Linked DNA regions of Homo sapiens: region 2 is linked to region 1. A link is an interaction called in ENCODE POLR2A ChIA-PET data of the cell type or tissue named here. Cell type or tissue: PC-9. All regions are shown on one strand. Links, peaks and the distances in the headings refer to the core of each region. The heading gives the core; the rest is flanking DNA. Region 1 holds the start of KCNIP3 (potassium voltage-gated channel interacting protein 3). Region 2 has its middle 25 kb from the start of ZNF892.

Region 1 (2,910 bases), core at 202-2,701:
GCCCAGGCCGGCTGGCAGCTGCCTCATGTTTGCTTGGACCCAGACGTAATTGTCAACGGCGGCTTCTCGCCCTCCCCCTGCCCACCCCTTCCTCCCTGCCGGCTTCTATCGCTCCACCCCTCTGCCTCCTCGCTCCCTCCCTTTCTCTCTTTCTCTCTCTCTCTCTCTCTCCCCTCTTTCTCTCTCTCTCTCTCCCCTCTTTCTCTCTCTCTCTCCATGGCCCCTAATCCTGGTCTCTCAGAGCCTGTCCAAGCCTCTGTCTGGCTCTCCTGGCCTCTCCCCTACCCTGTCACCAGCGGCTCTCTGTGCCTCCCCTGCCCGCTGCCTCTTTCTCTGCTCCTTGCCCTTTTTGGTCACCAAGGAGGAATGGGGGTAGAGGGTGCAGGGAGCTGGGGCTGGGGAGAGGGGAGTTCAGGGCAGGAGTTTCTGCCCCAAGAAGTGGGGAGGAGCAGCAGTTGAACCCAGAGTGCCCAGGAGGGACTGTGGAAGTGGAAAAGGAAGGGATCATTCCTGGAGGTATTTTCCAGAACAAGCCAGGACACCCCCACTGCCCCAGTCCCGCCTGCCACTCTTCACAGACACAGGACAGTGCCACCCTTATGATGATCTCAGCCCAAGGGGCCCCCAGGACAGCAGGGAGCCACTGCACCCAGCATCTGAAGCGTCCTCTCTCAGGGTCCTGGCCTGAGGTGCTGGTCTGCAAGGTGCTGGTCTGGGGCTCACATCCTAGAAACAGCAACAGCCACCAGGGCTACATCAGCAGGGTGACACTCAGGGTCCTTCCACCTCTTTCATCTGTCCCTTATTAACTACCTCCCATTCACCCATCCGAGGGCCTCGAAGCACGGGTGTCTCCCCAAAGCATGACCTGCTCATGCTCTCCAGCTGTGCTGGGTCCCCTCCCAGCTCCCAAGTCAGGATGCATCCAGGGTGGCTGAGGACCTGACGGGATCTCCTGGGGTGTGAGGGTGAAGGATGGGGCCGAGGGCTCCCAGGCATCCCTGAGAGAGGGGGCTGTGTCCTGTCCCTTGGGCGGGCAGCTCCTGGGCATTTGCTTGGCCCCCAAGCAAACCACTCAGGAGCCAGGTGCCTGAAACCTTTGCCAAGTTTCCCTTTTTGGAGCCCAGAGGAGCCAGCCTGTGCCAGTAGTTCCCATGGAGACGAAGCCCTAGGATGCCTCCCTCCTTTGCAGCCTGCACAATTGTGCTTGCATGCCCTTTTCCTTTTTTTTTTTTTTTTTTTTTGAGCCAACCAATTACCTCCAACTTTCAGATCCTCAGGGGAAGAAAATAGCCTGGAGCTGTCGACCCACCGAGGCAAGGAGGACTGTTTCCAGAGGGGAGGTGGCAGCCCAGGTGTCTGGCCCTGTGCGACTTCAGAACAGGCTGGACTTCACACTGGGGAAGGGGCTCGGCAGAGCCCGGAGGACTCCCTAGCTGCCCCCGCCCCACCCACACTGCACCCTAGGAAGTGGAGGGAGGCAAGCGCCTTCATGGCTGCCAGCTCAGGGCCGGCATCCTGGGAGCTCATCTGCTTTTTTTTTTTTTTTTTTTTTTTTTGAGACAGGGTCTCACTCTCTCACCCAGGCTGGAGTACAGTGGTATGATCATGGCTCACTGCAGCCTTGACCTCCCAGGCTCAAGCAATCCTCCTATTTCAGCCTCCCAAGTAGCTGGGACTACAAGGCTCATGCCACCATGCACGGCTAATTTTTGTATTTTTTCGTAGAGATGGGGTCTCACTATGTTGCCCAGGCTGGTCTCAAAGTCTGGGGCTCAAGTGATCCACCTGCCTCTGCCTCCCAAAGTGCTGGAGTTCCAGGCATGAGCCACCGTGCCCAGCCCCATCCTCCTTTCACTGCCTGAGACAGTCCTGCCCTCCTGACTCTGAGCAAGCCTCGCCTCCGCAAGCAGGGACGCATTGAGCATTTTGAGTCCTCATAGTGACCTTGGGAGAAAAGTGTAATTATCTCACTCTACAGATGATAATGGTGAGACCCAGAAAAGCTAAAAGACTGGCCCAAGTCACAGGCTAGGGAGTGGTAAAGCCAGGTCCCAAAGCCTGTTGCCTTCTTCCTAGAGTGAGCACCGTGGATGCTGAGATCCCGCTGGCGGTTCTATGCCCACGGCTTACACAGCAGCTTGGAAACTTGGTGACTGCACTGCCGTGATGGGCTGGTCTTCCTGACGGCCTGGCCGGAGGAGTCAGGAGCAGAGGAACCCACTCATCACAGCAGCACCCCCAAGAGCTGCTCGCCCCTGCTTGGCACACTCGCTGACATCCCACACTCAGATGCGCTGTCCTCGGAGTTCACCAGCCGTGACACCGCGGGCCTGGGACAACTGCCCTGCTCTGCTGGACCCACCGGCTGTTCGGGCCTTGCGAACCTCCCACTGCAGCTAGCACCTGGGTGGACACCCCTCATACAGATGTGGGGCGTATGTGACCCTGCCACCACACCCCCCTTCCTCAGTGGCCTATCCAGGGCCCCAAGTGCTTCCAGCTGGGTCCCTCCCCTGGGCCTGTGGGGAACACAGGAATGAGAAGGGGAGGAGAAAGGGGGCTGGACTCCCACATGGGCCTCAGAGGCGGACCTGTTGTGGGCACACGGGCATCTGCAGACTTCCCAGAGACGGCCTTGGCAATTCCCAGTATTCTCTGCGGTATATCAGACCCACAGAAGGTTAAGGAGGCTGTGGAAGGACCTGGTCTTGTCCACTAGGAACGCTTCAGCCCTGTGTTTCCCACTGTGGTTTCCTCACATAGGGGCTGTGGGGAGAAACTGAGGCTGGGGGGAGTTTGGAAGTGGGAAAGGAAGGGATGATTTCAAGCCCGGATGAAGGTCGGGTTTTCTCTCGTCACAGTGTTTCAGGAGGCAGTCGTGGGCTGTTTCAGCTGACCAGGGCCTTC
Region 2 (2,910 bases), core at 322-2,821, 64 kb after region 1:
GGAGTGCAGTGGCGCGATCTCAGCTCACTGCAAGCTCCGCCTCCCGGTTTCACGCCATTCTCCTGCCTCAGCCTCCTGAGTAGCTGGGACTACAGGCGCCCACCACCACGCCCGGCTAATTTTTTGTATTTTTAGTAGAGATGCGGTTTCACCGTGTTAGCCAGGATGGTCTCCATCTCCTGACTTCGTGATCCACCCGCCTCGGCCTCCCAAAGTGCTGGGATTACAGGCGTGAGCCACCGCGCCCGGCCGAGATGTTTTTATTTTTTTCAAAAAATAGCCAGGTCTAGTGGCACGTGCCTGTAGTCCCAGCCACCCGGGAGGCTGAGGTGGGAGGATTGCTTGAGCCCCGGAGTTCTAAACCACAGTGAGCTATAATTGCACCACTGCACTCCAACCTGGGCGACAGAGTGAGAATCTGCCTCCAAAAAAAAAAAAGAAAAGGAAAAAATAAAATGTAAGTCTGGTGTGTATGTGTAAAACTAAAGCAAAAACAAAAAAACTAATTTGGAGTCCTTAAAGAAACTCTGGACAAAGGTGTGCTTCCAGAAAATAAAACCAGAGGCTCAGGAGGTGACCTGAAGTCGTCCCTCAGGAAAGTGCCTTTCAAAACCAATCAGGCAGGAAACAGGACATCCCACATAATGAGGCAAACTAACTAGGGAGCTAAACATAATTTCAGGTGCCTTTTGCCAAGAATTCAACAGGCCATTCAGCTCGCAAACCTGTACTTAGTACCCATTATGTGTCCTCCACCACACAACGAGCAAGAGGGAATGGAGGAATATTTCTGCAACTCTATTCCCTTAAATACATACATATACATACATGTATATATAGGTATATTCAAAGCAGTCTATATTAGCATTTAAAAGACCAGGGTACAAACATGTGCTAAGTAACGATGATAAAATAGAATCCTTTTCCTGTTGCTGTTGTTGCTGCTGTCCATAGACAAAGCCTCTAAAGAGACTGACCTCCTTACAGTGTGCTTTGAAGCAGATAGGCTGTAAGTGGAAGCTCCAATGTCACCAAGTACACTAGATGTACCAAGAGAGACAAACACTGAGCTGGGGAATCCACCCAAGATTTTAAAGAGATGAAGAACAAAATACTGTAATGGAAATGTTTGCCAAAATCTCTCTCCTATCATTCTGCTCAGCCACTAGGCTAGGAGTGTCCCAGGCGCCCTGCCTGGATTGTAGCCTGGAGTGGACTGTCTGGTCAGGCCAGCTGCCTTCTCACAAGCACTGGAATGTCACAATGCCCCTTGGTATCTGTTTCTTCTCCTGAAAAATTGGGATATTCATAGTCCCTACCTGCTAGACCAGAAATGATATCATGTATGTTCAACAATTAAAACAGTGCCTGATGCATGGTAAATGCTCAATACATGTGAATAATCATCAGTGAAGCCCAGGGCCCCCCGGTAAAATCGAAAGTCGCAGAAGTACGTCTCTGTGGAGGGAAATCATTTCCATGTTTCCAAACCCCTCCACAGGGAATCATGCCGCACACAAGTCTTCCATTTCGGGGAAGCTTACATGTTGGATTTGGGAGCTCTTCCTCCACCCAGCTTTCCATGGGGCCTCAGGCACAGTCTTTTGAATACCTGCAAATGTGACACATTTGTGCCCCAGATATAATTTTTGGAAAAAGATAAAAAATGTCCAGCTAAGCCTGGTGAATGAGTATGAGTCATAGTCTGCTCAAAGACCACTGATGATGACACAATAGCACCCGCTCTCCAGCTGCTCCAGAGAGCACCAGGGTCTCCTGAGAGCTGACCTTTCTCAGGCCCCTAGCTGATATGACACTGCCACCTGGTGAGGCTGAACGGAACTACAGGGAAGTTCTTGAAGCAAACAAATCCCTAAAAAAAAGTAAAACCAAAGCTGAGCCCCTGGATGACAGCCCTGAAGCTCAGTAATAGTACAGAGAACTCCAGTTTCCCCTTTTGCCAAATGTTCCCCTGGAGTTAAATTAACTTGATCTACTCAGCCAACTTCAAGCTTTTGCTAGGCAGTTAATATTTCTGTCCTTCCTTTTTGTTTTACACTTGGAGACATAATTTATACACACACTCTCGCATATTTATATGCATTTTAGGAAAATTTTATATACATTGCATATGTAAATCTTAACTGTACAATTTTGACAAACAGATACACAGTTGTATGCACACCCCAATCAGGATAAGGAATGTCATCGCCCTAGAAAGTTTGTTCTGCCCCTTCCCAGGCAGTCCCCCTCAAAGTAGCAGTGACTCTTCTACTTTCTGTCACTATAGATCAGTGCTGACTTTTCTAGAGTTTCATATAAATGAAATAATGTAATACGTACTGTAGTGTTCTGACTTCTTTCACTCAACATGAGGTTTTGAAATGAGCTCATTTGTTTTATTGTTGAGTAGTCCATTGTGTGAATACACTGTAATTTGTTTTTCTATTATACTGCTAATGGACATTTGGGCTGTTTCCAGTTGTGAAGAGCATTGCTAGGAACATGCTTGAAGAAGTCTTTTTGTGAACATATGTGTTCATTTCTCTCGGGCAAACATCCAGGAGTCAGATTGCTGGGTCAATGGGTATCTTTATAAGAAATTATCAAACCATTTTCCAAAGTGGTAGTAGCATTTTTATCTTCCCACCAGTAGTGTGAGACCTTCCTTATATTTTTTTAGGTTGGAAGGGGTCCAATTGTACATAAGCAGCAACATAAGTGCTAAGAAGCACTCACAGACACTATCGTGTCAGCACTGGGTGAAGTGGGCATTCTCTACAACTCCCCACACTTTAAAATGGAAATGCTGGATTAAAACATCATAAATCAGCTCATGAAAACATAAGAGCAACCCCCAGAGCTTTAAAAACACATAGTCATTCCTCACTAAAAGGAACCAAGGATCCT

The links. ChIA-PET counts read pairs that join two places held together with the same protein. Peaks named below come from ENCODE experiments on the same cell type or tissue, not always from the same donor. Only the 100,000 strongest peaks of a DNase experiment are listed, where the experiment ranks them.
Region 2: POLR2A ChIA-PET joins it to region 1 with 10 read pairs; 3 of 35 experiments call an interaction of 5 or more read pairs at or near these places.

The regions. Positions count from the first base shown.
Region 1 is chr2:95,294,468-95,297,377 of GRCh38, reverse strand. KCNIP3 (potassium voltage-gated channel interacting protein 3) reads right to left here and starts at 31. Exons shown (of 9, transcript NM_013434.5): 1 at 1-31. In PC-9, for the core only: no CTCF peak of the experiment used is centred there; a DNase peak (open chromatin) is centred at 1,140; H3K27me3 peaks cover 283 bases.
Region 2 is chr2:95,230,733-95,233,642 of GRCh38, reverse strand. It overlaps a transcript of ZNF892 not described here. Among named protein-coding and RNA genes, the nearest start is that of ZNF892, 25 kb to the right of the region's middle. In PC-9, for the core only: CTCF peaks have their summits at 1,608 and 1,817 (motif pointing left); a DNase peak (open chromatin) is centred at 1,802.